Regions from separate parts of the Homo sapiens genome. Here all the other regions are linked to region 3. The links are chromatin loops, found by intact Hi-C in ENCODE. Cell type or tissue: endothelial cell of umbilical vein. All regions are shown on one strand.

Region 1 (5,000 bases), 360 kb after region 3:
TTCATTCATTTCTGGTACATGCACCTACTCATTCATTCATGCATTCATTCATTTGTTCGACCAGGGTTTTGAGCATCTACTCTGTGCCAAGTCTGGTTATCTCGCCCCACAGATTCCTCCACTCATTTGTGCAGCCCCAGCAGGTATGAGTTCCATTTCCACCTCCCAAGAGCTGTGTGGCCTTGAAAAAATCACTCAACCTCTCTGATCCTGTCTCTTCATTGTTAAGTAGAGGAAATACTCTCCCCGCCTCTTGAGGCTTTTCAGAGGACTAACAGGAGAGTGGATGGCAATGCACTGGAAACTGTAAAGGGCCGTCCACTTTGGCACTTTGCAGGAGGCTTATTAATAGTCGTTGTGTTCATGGGATCCCTCGAGACTGAGGGGGATGACGGAAGGCAGCACAACTCACCCAGGCCTCTCCCTCTGACCCCCTCTCCAGAAGTTCACCTCCAAGATATGTGACAGTCACATAAAGATAATTCCGTACAAGGGTCCCTGTGCTCAAGAAGTCCCAATTGAGCAGGGAGACACATCAAGAATGGCTGGAGGAGGATGTGGTCAGGACTGGGGCTCAGGGTCCTCAGGAGATTGTGGGAGCACAGAGGGGGTCTACCTAATCCTAACCCCCATCAACTCCCACCCCAGGCAGTGCACACTTTCTACAGAATGCCAGGGTAGTCTGCAGATGTCACTGTGATAAGCAAGAGAGAAAAGCCAACCAAGCATCAGTGGCGGTTAGCATGAAACCATAACAGATCTTTGATTTGTTGGTGGAAGGGAAATGAAATTCCTCTTGTTCCTGCAAGAGGAATCTGTTGATCTGTTGAGTGGGAATTACTAGTTAGTGTGTGTGTGCCTGTCTCTCTCCAGGCCTGGCCTGGGGTCTCACCAAAAGGCACTGTGGGGCCCCAGGGCTAGTCCCTTCCCTGTCTGGACCTCAGTTTCTCTATCTGTATTAATGGAGCGAATGCCTCCCTCCAGTGAGGGATGAGAAAGTCTTAGCGGTGTGGAGGAAAGAATGGATGGGATAGGTGGACTAGAGGACTGGTCAAGTCAGGGCCTGCCCTAAGTACCCAGAAGATCAGGCTCAGAGGAGATGAGAACGAGGTCACTCCGGGCAGAGGCCACCCAGAGAGAGAGAAAATTTACTGCCGAGAGAGGGTTGGGCAGGAGGAGCATCAGGAGACATGGAGTCAGTTCTGACTTGAGGAGTCAGCCTGACTGACCCCTCCCCTCCTGGGCCTCCGTCTCCCCTCCTGTGGAGTGAGGAGCCTGGTCTTGACAATTTCCTCTTTCATCCCAGCAAACAAGGCAGGCAGAGGTGGGACAGCCTCCTGGCGCTGCTCCTTAGTGAGATGGCCGGTGCTGCCAGGTCTTGCTGTCCATCCTTAATTAAATGGTGGGTGGGCGAGGCAGGAGTGGAGCACTCTCGGTAACTAAAGCCAAGATGATGAGGCCATAAATTGCTGAGGGCTTGAATCATCGATTGGTGAGGGTGAGGTGGACTATAGAACCAGGAGCGACTGGGAGAAAGAGTTGCTAACCTGGGAAATGGGGCTTGTCCCTTCTGTGCTCTGCAAGCACCAGCCCAACCTTAGTACTCATTTTAATAACACTAAGTGTTCCCATCAAGATTCACTGAGCTCGTACTCTGTACCCAGAACTTCGGTCACAATCTCATGTAATCCTCACTCCAGACTGAAAAGGAACATACAATTATCATCCCCACTTTGTGGGAGAGGAACCTGCTGATAGCACAATAACCCTCCCAGGGCCACCAGACAAGACCGAGGGGGAGTCTTGGTCCAACACAGGTTGGGGGTCTCCAGCCTAGCACTTGAGCCTTGGCCGAGCCTGGTGACTTGGAAGTCAGGAGCCTGGTGAGCTTAACTCACCATCTTCCCAGCCTATCTGGGAGGAAGAGCTGCCTCAGTTTCCTAGTAAACACCAAGACAAGCTCTGTGGCCTCAGGCCACCCCCTGCCGAGTTCCACCTGGAACATTTGAGAGTATAAGCAAGGCCTACATACCATATGTCCAAACCCCAGTAATCAAAATATAAATCAAGCAGAAGCTAGCAAACTCCTAAATATGTTCCATTCCTCTACCTCAATAAATACACCTTATGAACAACCTCAAAGAATTCTCAGCTTCCACACTGGCCCCTGGCAGTATGGCGAGAGCCACTCCCAGGCCCCCACCCCTCAACCCCACCCATCCCCTTTTCTTCTCACACAGCTCAATTTCAGTCCCACACCTATGAGACTCTGTGGGCTCTCTCGAGTGCATAAGGGTATACTGCCACCTTCAGGAGGACAGGCCCTGGAAGCAGGGGAGTGCCAGGATCCCAGTTACCCAGGGTGAGGTCTAAAGCGGGCACGGGCTCTAGGTGGGCACGTCCCCCTTGGGACCACTGACTCCTCACCCCATGGGAAGGGTTGTACCCCGAAGAGGGCCAAAGCAGGACCTTTCAACCCACGGGGCCCAGGGCTGGAGCCCCTCTTGTCCAGGGCTAAAGGCAGAACTGTCCCTCCCCCAACCCTCACCACTAGCTTGGTGACTCTATCAGGGTGCACTCCTGAGTTCAGATTAAATGTTTTTCAGTACAATCCAATTTCTTCCTGACACACGGACTAGAAAAGCCCAGTCCATGTGTGCAGACAGACAGACACACACACACACACACACACACACACATTTGGTGCTAAATATCCAATCAAGTCCGCAGATAATAGAGACCAGCCAGTTCACTCCCAGTTTAATCAGATAAAATGCTCATTCATCGGCTCCTGCCAGAGCTGCCGTCCCCTCCTTAGGGCGGAGTCGAGGGGGCGGGGAGGGCCTGTGGGGGAAGGGGCTGAGACCCGAGTGGCTTGAGCATGTGGGCTGCGCCTTTAAATCTTCAAGGAGGGGGGACAGCGTTGCCCACGGGGGACTAATTATCCTTCAGCCTTTAGCCAGCTCTTACTCAAACAGACAAAAGGGGGCTCAGCATCTCTGGTGGCACTAAGCCTCTGCAGCAGAATTTTTTTCACTCTCAGATATGCAAATCCACCTCCACAGGGTGGACCCTGGGGTTGGGCTGCAGAGGGGCTCGGGGATTTGGAAGGGCCAGGAAGAGCAATGACAGCTGGACCCTCTCAGAGGACTAGTTTGGGACTGGAGGCATCTCACTCTTCCTCCTCAGGCTGGGTAGGGAGCCATTCAGTAGGGAGCTGCCACGCTGGTAGGGAGGGTCCTGTGGAGGCCAAGATGAAGACCTCACCCTCCTGCCTTCTCCTGTATGTGGGTGGGGGGGCTCCTGTGGAGGGCCAGTGGGCTCACTCAGAGAGCTGGCTCAGGATCTGGGAGCTGACCGTCCAGATGGGGCCCTCCTGCCTACCTCAGCCTTCCTCCTCCTAAGACACAGCCACCAGGTGACCTGTCCCAAGCCCAAATCTAGACATGCTACCCCCCGCCCTGAACCCATGCATTGTTCCCTTGCCTGCAACAGGAGCCCCTCAGCCTGATGGGCCCTGGGGCTTCTGAAGCCCCTGCCTCAAGCCTTTACCTGAACCCAGAATATTCTACCCATGCTCAATGGCAGTGGTGCCTCCTCCCAGCTCCAGGCCTGTGTTCCCGGCTCACTCCACCTTGTACCCCTCGCCCACCTCCACACCAGGTGCCTGGCGTGCAGTGGGTGCTCAGTAAGTGTGTGCTCACTGAATGCACAGAATGCCCTTCCTGAGCAGCTTGGTGGACCAGGGGTGGTCTGGATCACAGAGGTGTTTACCTCCTACTCGGCTCCCAGCCAGCACCTACAGGAACCTCAGTCTCTTTAGCTGGGAAAGGGGGACAGTGCTAGCCCTTATCCCCAGGCTGGCTGTGAAAACCTCACAGTGCCTGGAGCGGCTTCTGTGAGCCATGAAGAGCTTCTGGCGCCTTTTTTTCCTACAGTGGGGAGTGAAGAGTACAGTGTAGGAGAGTGCAGAGGGTCTGGGAACAAGCTTCCATCTCTCTCGGTCCCTCCAAGACCCACATCTTACACCACTATTGGCCACTCCTTCAGGGAATCTATTTATCCACTACAAATGGATCTGTGCCCCACCCGTTCCAGACCCCCCAAGTCCTCCACCAGCCATCTCAACAGAACAGCCTGGACTTTAAGTATGAGGGGAACTTAAAAACTCTGGGAGAAGCTAGCGCAGTGGCTCACACCTGTAATCCCAGCACTTTGGGAGGCTGAGGCAGGAGGATCACTTGAGACCAGGAGCTTGAGACCAGCCTAGGTAACATAGCGAGATGCCGTCTCCACAAAATTTTTTTAAAAAATTAACCAAGCATGGTGACACGTGCCTGTAATACTAGCTACTTGGGAGACTGAGGTGGGAGAATTGCTTGAGCCTAAGAGGTTGAGGCTGCGGGCAGTGAGCCATGTGCCCGCCACTGCACTCCAGCCCGGATGACAGAGTGAGAACCTGACTCAAACAAAATAAAAACAAAAACAACTCTGGGAAGATGGTTAGGAGGCAGGACTGGAGATGTGCTTGGTGCAGAAGGTCTGGCTAATCAGAATTTGAATTCTGAGGCCGGGCACAATGGCTCATGCCTGTAATCCCAGCACTTTGGAAGGCCGAGGCGGGCAGATCACGAGGTCAAGAGATTGAGACCATCCTGAACAACATGGTGAAACCCCGTTTCTACTAAAAATACAAAAATCAGCTGAGCGTGATGGTGCATGCCTGTAATCCCAGCTACTTGAGAGGCTGAAGCAGGAAAATAGCTTGAACCCAGGAGACAGAGGTTGCAGTGAGCCGAGATCAAGCCACTGCACTCTAGCCTGGGCGACAGAGGAGACTCCATCTCAAAAAAAAAAAAAAAAAAGAAATTTGAATTTTGAGACCGACTCTGAGGGGCCTGAGGTGGTCAGGGGGCATCCTGAGAGAGCCAGCAGGGAGGGTACCCGCCAGCAGCGAGAGTGCTGCCCCCAGGAAGCCCCCTCCCTTCATTGCCACCTGC
Region 2 (5,000 bases), 86 kb after region 3:
TGCCGAAAACTCGGTGAGTGGCCCAGAAGTTCAGCCCAGGACTCCTGCCTCCCCCCATTTCAGGTCCCAGGGGGCACAGCCACAGCAGGTGACTCTCAGACTTGCCTTGCGCCTGGGGAATTTTCCAGTGAGGCATTGAGTCCCAAGCTGTGCTGAGGACAGTCTCCAAATGACAGCTGCATGCCTGGACCACCCCAGCCCTCCCACTACACCAGGGCCAGGAGCTCTTCTGAAATGCTGATAGCATGTGTCCAGAGCCCTGTCTCTTTTCTGGAATGTCCAAGACCTTTGTCTGGAGCTTCCTTATGCATTTTCTGTCCTCTAAGTCCTCAGTGAGGAGGGCTGGACAAGAATCCATTCCTTGGTTTATTACAGCCAGTGGGGGCCAGTGAAGGGGTGTCAGGCCACAGGGCAGCTATATAGGGGCCAAACAAGTGAGGTTTGACTCCATCCATGTAGAAAGATATATAAATCCATTCCACAGTGAAACAGGTGGCCTCGTGGGTAGTGACCCTTCTGTCCCTAGAGGTTTATTACTAGAGGCTGGACTATCACCTGTCCAGGGGAAAAGGGGATCTGAATAGAGTGAAAGGTTGGACTGGGTGGCCCCTGAGGTCTCTTCCAGCCCTCAGTCTGAGGTTCTGTATTGGAAAGTGCATGGAGCCCATGGAGACCGCCGAGCCACAGTCCTCGCCAGCCCACTCCTCGCCAGCCCACTCCTCGCCAGCCCACTCCTCGCCAGTCCAGTCTCTGCTGAGAGCACAAGGAGCCTCCAGCCTGCCCTGTGGCACATACCACCCCCCAGCTTGGCCTCCCCACCAGCCCGCTGAGCAGGCTGCCACCCCCGATGCTGAGCCTCACAGCGAGCCTCCTGATCACCAGGAGCGCCCTGCCGTCCACCGTGGGATCCGCTACCTGTTGTACAGAGCACAGAGAGCCATCCGCCTTCGCCATGCCCTCCGCTTGCACCCTCAATTGCATCGGGCCCCTATTCGGACTTGGTCTCCCCATGTGGTCCAAGCCAGCACTCCTGCCATCACAGGGCCCCTCAACCATCCTGCCAATGCCCAGGAACATCCTGCCCAGCTGCAAAGGGGCATCAGCCCACCCCACCGGATACGAGGGGCTGTGCGATCCCGCAGCCGCTCCCTCCGGGGCTCCTCCCATTTATCCCAGTGGCTCAACAACTTTTTTGCCCTCCCCTTCTCCTCCATGGCTTCCCAGCTTGACATGTCTTCCGTGGTGGGGGCAGGGGAAAGCAGAGCCCAGACTCTTGGAGCAGGTGTTCCCCCTGGGGACTCTGTCAGAGGCTCCATGGAGGCCTCTCAAGTCCAAGTGCCTCTGGAAGCCTCTCCAATTACATTCCCACCACCCTGTGCCCCAGAAAGGCCCCCCATCAGCCCAGTCCCAGGCGCCCGTCAAGCAGGCCTCTGAGAGTGCTACCCTTCTCTTGTAACCTTGCAGCCAACACCCCTGCCCGGCCCCTGAGCTGCCTCCTCCAGCCCATGCTCTTACAGGCCCTGCACAGAGTAGCACTCATTAATTCTTGGTTAAGGAATGAATCAACGAATGAATGGCTATGCATGGACCTCTGGGCAGGGAGACCTGGGTCTTCTCTGGCTGAGAGGGGAAGGCTAAGGCATGGCTGAGATTCAAGCCACCATTCCAGGCCTCTTTGCCCAAGAAAGAAACTTCTGTCACCCTTGCACTCTCCTGTATTCTGAGTCCCTGGCCAATAGCACAGCCTTCCATGCCCCGACCCCCACCCCAAGCCTCTCCACTAGGCCTCTGCCAGGATCTAAGCCCATGAGCACAGGGACTGGCTATCCCAAGACCTGGCAGATGTGGCTGCTCAATAAACACTTGTTGAACCATCACCCTTGCGAACCCTTATTCCACGACCATCGCGTTCTCCGATGGATCCAGCTCCTCCCTGCAGGCTGTTCTCTCTTCCCTATGCTGGAACTCAGTTCTCCTCTGGGGATACCATGTCCCCTCTTCCTCCCACACTCATGGGCATCAGAGGTGGGAGGTAGGGTCAAGGCCCCCTGCTTCCTGGACTGTTCCAGCCCCTTCCTGGCCGTCTGGTAAGATCCTCTGTCCCTCTCAGGGTGGGCCCCATGCTCCCCAGCTCATCCCAGACACCCACCTGCCCACCCTCATTGAGGGCAGACGTGAGCATTCACCTCCCAGATTTCTTCTCCCTGCTCAGGTCCTGCCTTCCTCCTGAGTGACTTCTATTTCCACCCACCTGCCCGCCACTCCTTAACCTCTCAGGGGTTGTCACCCCATTCCCCCAGACAGCTGCCTGCCCCGTGGCCGTGCCCTGCACCTTGCCATCACCGAGCACTGTCGGTCCCTCAGCCGGTCCTCTCAGACTCTGACCGCAGCCTCCTGTTCCTTGAGCTCTCAGTCCTACCTTCGCCTCCCTCCAGCCCCGCGCACTCCCCATTTCATCCCATCTTTCATCAGAATTGCAGCTCCCTGCCCAGCAGAAAATCCTGGAAGGACTCAGGAGCTTGTCGCCTCTGTGCTGCCACCTGGAGACCGAGATCTGCAGGAGAAAGGCCTGGGAAAACTATGAGTGGTTGCCTGTGACTGCTAAGGGCTCCTTGGTGCTCCGCCCAGCATGTCCTTTTGCTCTGCAGGGCAGCCCCCGCCTGCCTTTCTTCACTGGGCCCTTGTCCCAGCCTCACCCTCAGCTGATGGCGGCACCTTCTGCTCCAGGGAGAAAACAGGAGCTCTCCAATGGCATAGGGACAGTTGACATCTTGCTATTTACAGATCCCCATCGCACCCCTTCCCTGCCCTCGTTAGGGTGGAAGGGATGTCCACCTGCCTCCAGGACTCACCCTGTGTCCTGGCCCCAGCCCTTGACCCCCTGGGAGCCTCACTCCTCCTCCTCATCTCTCTTGCATCTTCTAATGTATCCACTGCCTTCTGAACTAAACACCCTGAATGAGGTCTTTCTCATCTCAGAAAACTCCACCCACTTCTCTCTCCAGCTGTCGGCTCCCCTTCCTCTGCTCTCCTTGTTTACACTTCAGCCCCCTCCTTGCCCCTTCTTCACCCCACCTCCTGCGCTTCCCCGCCAGTACCAGGGTGGCCTCTGTGCCTCTAGGTGCAGTGTCGCGTTTAGTCGTTATTATTCTTGACCGGCGCTGGGCCCGGTCTTTCCTGGAAAGATCGCCTGCTCGGATGCAGCTCTGGGCACTCCTCCCTCTCCTCTGCAGGCTCTGTTTTTTCTTGGTTGTGGTGCTCCTGCAGGTTTGCTGCTGGGCCCTTTCCTCTTTTCAGTCTGTGTATTCTCCCAGGTGCTCTCAGCCACGCCCCTGACTTCAGTTACTGCCCAGGGGTAGCTGATACCCAACACTCGCACCTGCCTGCCAGACCAGCATGGCCAGTGACCTTCCAACAGCTCCGCATGGATGCCCATAGGTACCTCAAACTCAGCACCTTCTCCTCCCGTCTCACTGGCTCGCCCCACTCTCTGCCCGGTTGCACAAGCCAAGACCCCATAGCCACCCAGGGCACCCCCCTTTTGATTATTCCTCACATCCAACCAGTTATTGAGTCTTGTCTTTCTAGGGTGTAAATTCCTCTGAAATCTGGGCACTTCTTTCCATCCCATAATCTTGGTAAAATTAAAGCTACCACTGACCCTGGGTAGAGGCAGAAGCCTGGGAAGGAAAGGTGGAGAACAGGTTTGGAGTGCCAACAGTGTCCCCAGATGTCATGGAGAATCAAGTAGAGGGACCCCAGCAATATTGGGGGTGGGGCGGGGAGTATGTAATGCTCAGCTATCAGCAAGGAGTCATTAGGGGCTATACAGTGAATTAAGGGAGGGGGTAAAAGCACATTTCAGGTGATGATGAATTAAATACCTAGGAGCTCACATTAGAGAGCAGGCCTAGAGACGTGGGGAGAGAGCCAGAGGACCGCTGCTTTTGTGTATGTAGCTTTAAGACACAGGTTTTAAAAATTGTTATAGGAGTCCCAAACTTTAGAAAATATATATTTTAAAACCCCAACAAATTAGGTCCCCCCTATGCATTTCTCACCCAACTTCTGGGCCCTTTCCAGACCCCTGGTGCCCCCAGAGTACACCCAGCACCACCACTGCAAATTCCTACTCCCCAGCTTGGAGGGGGTGGGGTGATATTCCCAAGGTGATCCCGGCTCCCACCTAACCCATCCTCCCCAGCTCTGCAGCTTATATCCAGCTTTGCAGTGAGGAAAGTTGCAGAATACTGGTCTGCTACATTACTACTTTCCAAGTGTATCAGGGCATTTAGGAACCCCTCCCTTGAGCTTCACCTGTGTCCTAGGGATTCAGTGAGAGACTGTTTGTGCAAGAAGGAGCGAGAGGCAGCAGGGCATAGTCATGGGGTGGAGCAGTGAGTCCCCCAGGCCTGGTTGTGGAGTACCTGGGGTGAGGACTTTGCTTAAAAACTGCCAGAGTGGGTCAGCAGTGCGCCTGCCCTGGGGCCCCTGCTTTAGGATCCAAAGTGGAAAAGATAGGTGTTTTCACCCACTCTTGTGACAGATTACTGGCTCCGGTGCCTTGGTGGCAGCAGCAACAGGAGGGGGCCAAGGTGAGGGGGCAGCCTGTGGCAGAAGTGGCAGTGGTGACGGCGGAGGAAGGGAGGCCTGTGGGGAATGGCTGATCCAGGGGAGGGGCCGTGGCACTGGTGAGTGTGCATCTGAGAAAATGAAACGGAGGTGCTGGCCAAGAGGCTGGAGCTAGGCAGAAGGGCAGCAGAGGCCACAGGCTGGCCGAGTTTATGGTCCAGTTCACTCATAACATGTGCAGTATTCCTGGGGTCTTTGAGGCTTTGCAAGAGCTGGGGTTTTGTGTCTGCAGAAAGATAGCAATGCATGTGTCTTGCCAAACTGATCCCAGCTGTAGCTGATGCTTAAGTGCTCAGAAAGTTCTTCAGGAGCTTGAGGGCTCTTGATAAGCATGAATGTCAGATGTTCTGTATCTTCCAGAGGCTGGA
Region 3 (5,000 bases):
TCCAGGGCCTGGGGTTGTCCAGTATATTTTTTCTTTTCCTCATTCATCCACTCAATCAACATGTAGGAAGTCCCCTCTGAGTTCTAGGCACTAGACACACAAACCACATAAGCAATGCAGTTCACAGTCCCTGCCCTTTGGGAGTGTACCAGGATTTGAAAGTTGCATCCCTGCATCTGTTCTTAGATGTTCTGCAAATAAAGCTGGCCCTACCCTAGTTAATCCAACATTTAAAAGTGTTGTATCCCAACAGCTCCTTTTCAGACAAAAAGCACAGATCATACTTGGGCCATCATCTCAGTGAATGTTGGGCACGTGGGGCTCCAGAGCAGGGGATCAGACAGGCCCTCGATCAGTCACCTAGACAGGGATGCATAGGGAATGACTTTGAGCCTTGGATTTGGGGAGACCAGGTGTTGAATCCTGGCTCAGCTCCTCATTACTGCATTCCCTCGGGCAGGATCCAACCTCTCTGACCCCAAATGCCCCATGCGGGGCCCACCTGGCATAGGCTCTAGCTCTAGGGAAACATCCAATCTTCTGATAAGGGGGATTAGATGATGTTTTCTTGGATTACCAGCTGCCTCTTCTTTCCCCTCTGTGTCTCTCTAGCAGTGTGTCTCTGTTCTCCCTCTCTCTGTCACCTCTCTGTCTGTCTGTCTGCCTCTTTACCACCTTCTCTGGTGAGCAGTTGAGGTGCAGCCCCCCTGACTAGACTCCCTTTCTCCCTGTTTCTCTTCTTCCTCAGGTGCACGTGAACCCAAAGTATATTGTTTTGGAGTCTGACTTCACCAACAACGTGGTGAGATGCAACATTCACTACACAGGTCGCTACGTTTCTGCAACAAACTGCAAAATTGTCCAGTAAGAGTTTGCCCACCACCCTTCCTGGCTCCGTCCCTTTCCTGCCTGGGGAGCAGGCAAGGCCACCTGAGATACCTAAGATACCTGCACTTTAGGTCACCTTGATGGCCGAACGCAGCTGCAGCAGGGCCCATCAAAAAGAGCCTTGTCCGTGCCAACCCCAAGCTGAGTGTTTACGGTGGGGCTCAGGCCGTAGGGTGTTGATCTGGGGCTGCATCCTGTGGCTCCCTGAGATGTCCCAAGTGAAAACCAGCAGAAGGCAGAGTCATTTGATGCAAGGCCATGAGCTCTGCAGTCCCAGTTCCACAGCTTCCTCGCTATGTGACATTGGGTTACTTCCCTGAGCTACTTTCCTCAACTATAAAATAGGTATTTCCACATAGGCTGGCAATGAGGATCTACAGGCCTGATGTCTGCATGTTCACAGTGGCACACAGTGAACAGCAGCTGTGATCATTAGTGTCCTTTTCAAGTGGACTGGATTAAACAGTCACAGATTAGAAGTGATTCTGGTTCAAAGGAGCCATCTTCAGTCCCTAGGCCCCCATTGTAGAAGAAGTGCCTAAAATCTGGGCTTGGGATTTTGGCACATGCTGCTGGGTAGGGTCCTCAGTCTTTCTCCTGATTCCCCATGTGAAGTAGTTTGCAGAGGGACCCCTTGCTTACAAGCTCACAAGGAAACCCCACCACACTCCAGATCGAAGCAACCCTTTTCCATTAAAAAAAAAAAAAAAAATTAGTCCTAGAGCTTTCAGCTTTAGTTCATCAACTGGGAGAAAGGTGGTAGAGATCTTAAGGCCCAGAGAGGTATCTTTCCCTAAAAGTGTGTACTTATTAATGGATGGCAGGTATGAGAGATTAAGCCTATGACTATGGTCAGGGTGTGGTGTATGGCCAGGGTCAGGATTCAGTCTGTGACAAGGGTTAGGGCTCAGTGTGTGACAAGGGTTAGGACTCAATGTGTGACCAGGATCAAGGCTCAGTGTGTGACCAGGATCAGGGTTCAGTGTATACCTAGGGTCAGGGCCCAGTGTGTGACCAGGGTCAGGGCTCAGTCTGTGACCAGAGTCAGGGCCCAGTGTGTAGCCAGGCTCAGGGCTCAGTGTGTGACCAGGATCAGGGCTCAGTGTGTGACCAGGATCAGGGCTTAGTGTGTGGCCAGGGTCAGGGCTCAGTCTGTGACCAGAGCCAGGCTCATTTAGAGACAGCCCTCTCACACTTGGTTGCTACCATCAACCTAACTGTTCACAGCATGCTGCCACCACATCATGAATATTAAAAATGGGAACAGCAGCCTCCAGTTCAGTGCAGAGATTAGGTTCCTCATGAGTAGAATGAGATCAGAATTCCCCAGGGCACACAGCATGTTTGAAAGGACGAACTCCTGTCCCATCACTGGCAGTTTGGCTCTTTAGCAGGCCTGGGTTTCCAGCACATTCCTGCTCCTCAGGGCCTGTCTTAGCCATTCAAGACCCAGGGTCACCTAAGTGGTAGAAGCCATTCTAGGGAAGGAGGAGGAAGGAAGAAGGGGGTATCCAGGAAACAAAGGAGGCTGCTGGGGGCTCGGGGAGGCAGGGAATCCCTCCTGCTGCTGGGAAAGGGGGATGGGAACAGAAACAGCATCCCACGTGCCAGGCGCCTGGAGCAGCCAGGAGGGCTGTCGGCAGGGCAGATGGAGAAGCAGCCTGCGCGGCCCTCCCAGCTCCCCGGGGGCCTGTGGGCAGCAGGGGGAGCCAAAGCCCTTCCTTCCAAGAGCTCTTTACATAAGTGCTTGGAAAGGCCGGGCCTTATTAGAGTGTCTCAGTCTCTGTGACCCTGACCGCAGGCAGGCAGCTGGGCCAGCGTGCACAGGAAGCTGGACAGAGCGTTCCCAGAAAGGCCACGGGACTGACGCCTGTGGGTTTCCATCGTGTTTCTGGAGGAAAAAGGAGGCTTAAAAAAAAAAAAGTACTGAGTTAGAAAAAACAAGAAAGTATTTCCAGACAGTAGCAGCTCTGCTAATGGCCTAGAAAACAATCTGGGACTAGGGCATGGGGAGGGGAATGTGCTGAGACTGTGCCCTGGGTGGGTGGGAGTCCATCAAACCCCTCCTTTTGGAGCTGGGCTGAGGGGGTCGGAACTTTCTCTTGAGGGAAATGTAGGCCCATGCCTGCCCTGCCACGAGGGATCTGGGCTGTGGGAGGGACGCCCTGGCTGAGGAGGCCACGGGGGCCTACTTTGCAGCCCCTCATTGACCCACTGTCTTTCCTTCCTCAGATCCTGATCTCCGGGAGGGACAGATGGCCAATCTCTCCCCTTCCAAAGCAGGCCCTGCTCCCCGGGCAGCCTCCCGCCGAGGGGCCCAGCCCCCAACCCACAGGCACGGAGGGGCATCCCTCCCTGCCGGCCTCAGGGAGCGAACGTGGATGAAAACCACAGGGATTCCGGACGCCAGACCCCATTTTATACTTCACTTTTCTCTACAGTGTTGTTTTGTTGTTGTTGGTTTTTATTTTTTATACTTTGGCCATACCACAGAGCTAGATTGCCCAGGTCTGGGCTGAATAAAACAAGGTTTTTCTACTCTGTGGCTCTGCATGCGGCCTGCTGGCTGGCTGGCCAGCCACAGCTAGTTTGGGCCTGGGGGATGTCCTTAGGCATCATCCTTCCCCTCGCCAAATGTGGAAAGGGCAGCCACCACCCGGTCAGGACCACAGTGACCATGAGGGCGCTGAGCCCATCGTGGAAGCCTGTGGGGTTGAGCCCTTGGCCAAGCCTGTCGCATGGGAATGGGACCACATCCGACTAGGGGAGGGCCCTGCAGCGGGGTGGGCGGCACCAGCCTGCTCTCCCTGCTCAGCCCCTGCTCCTATCTGGGCTCGTGTGCCCACTGCTGCCCCTTCTCAGCCTTCAGCCTCACACTCCCACCGGTCCCCCTCCTGGCCCTCTCACTCTCACACCGTTCACTCTCCACCAGCCACCCACTCCCTTACAATTGCAGGCTCCCGAACTCAAGTCTCCTGAAGGCCAGGTGCTGTGCTAGGGCACACGCAGGAGCATCGTAGCTTCTGCCCTCAGGGAGCGCATAACCACAGGGAACGGGGAGCACGCGTTGCCCAGTGAGGCAGCACCTAGGGGTTCTGGGGAGCCTTCACATGGGAGAGAGCCTCCTTCCAGGCAGGGAGGGGAGAAGAGGATTCTTGGCAGAGAGACAGCATTGAGCAGAGATCATGAGGTGGGGCTGCAGGCCGACAGGGTGTGAGTGGGAGATGGAGGGAGGCCCCGCAGCCCTGCAGCCCCCGTCCCCTGCCCTGGCTGTGGCATCCCAGAGGTCCTGGACACTGGAATGGACCAGGAAGAAGTGAGAGGGTGGTGCCTCTCCTCCTCGAGGCCCTGAACAACGAGCCCTCGGGATGCCTCCAGACCCACCTGCTTCCCTGTGGGGGCAACACCAGTGAGAAAGGGAAAGAGACTTTGTCCAAGTACCAGGGCTCTGGGTTCCAGGGCCAATCCTGCTCACTGCTGTGTGACTGTGGGCAAGTCAGACTTCATCTCCGGGCCTCAGTTTCCTCATGAGTAAGATGGGAATGCCCTCCTGCCTGGCTCCCACACTGACATGGAGAGTTGATGAGCTACTGCTGCAGGGGAGGTGCCGGGGGAGCTACAGGGTGTCAGCACCCACCCCTCCAGATCTTGGTGAGCCCCAGCCCATTTGCAGAGGTCCTCCAAGAAGGTGTCCCCTGCTTTTGGCTCTGATGCGATCCTTGCCTCAGGGTCCCTGGTAGCAAGGAGGTTTTCTGGTGCAGTAGAGAGGGAGGGCTTCTTGGAGCCATGCTATGCATCCAGGAGGGTTCTGGCCCAGTCCCCTGGAGCCCTTGGGCCACTCACCAGCCCAGGCAGCAGGGTGGAGTGGGTGTGGCTGCAGCCCTCCCTCGGCCCTTCCTCTGCAGGTCTGGCTGGGATTTAACTCTGCTGACAGGGTAGGTGCCGCAGCTCTGCCACTCTCCCTCTGGAGCTGGACCAGGACGGGTGAGAGGAGTACAGGCACATGCCTGTCATCCAGGGCTGCCATTCTGCTGCATCCCCTGCCGGTGTGTGCTTCCCAAGATGCTGTCCTTATTGCAGCCCCACCCCCTCTCCTTCCTAGATACTCCCAG

Evidence for each region. Hi-C counts contacts between places; a loop is a spot of excess contacts. Peaks named below come from ENCODE experiments on the same cell type or tissue, not always from the same donor. Only the 100,000 strongest peaks of a DNase experiment are listed, where the experiment ranks them.
Region 1: it touches region 3 in a loop (7-fold over the local background); 13 of 110 quality-filtered maps call a loop at or near these places.
Region 2: a loop joins it to region 3, with 8 times the contacts of the local background. A loop is called at or near these places in 5 of 110 quality-filtered maps.

The regions. Positions count from the first base shown.
Region 1 is chr15:74,305,689-74,310,688 of GRCh38, forward strand. The region is part of intron 11 of CCDC33 (coiled-coil domain containing 33); the gene reads left to right. Among named protein-coding and RNA genes, the nearest start is that of CCDC33-AS1, 12 kb to the right of the region's middle. In endothelial cell of umbilical vein, CTCF peaks have their summits at 2,324 (motif pointing left) and 2,526; no DNase peak of the experiment used is centred here; H3K27me3 peaks cover 2,464 bases.
Region 2 is chr15:74,034,518-74,039,517 of GRCh38, forward strand. PML (PML nuclear body scaffold) reads left to right here. Exons shown (of 9, transcript NM_033238.3): 7 at 1-13. Among named protein-coding and RNA genes, the nearest start is that of PML, 42 kb to the left of the region's middle. RefSeq lists an enhancer at 2,574-3,455. In endothelial cell of umbilical vein, a CTCF peak has its summit at 2,548 (motif pointing left); a DNase peak (open chromatin) is centred at 2,544.
Region 3 is chr15:73,948,711-73,953,710 of GRCh38, forward strand. LOXL1 (lysyl oxidase like 1) reads left to right here. Exons shown (of 7, transcript NM_005576.4): 6 at 749-864; 7 at 3,121-3,426. The coding sequence ends at 3,127. Among named protein-coding and RNA genes, the nearest start is that of LOXL1-AS1, 23 kb to the left of the region's middle. RefSeq lists an enhancer at 3,821-4,504. In endothelial cell of umbilical vein, a CTCF peak has its summit at 2,571 (motif pointing right); a DNase peak (open chromatin) is centred at 2,691; H3K27ac peaks cover 724 bases.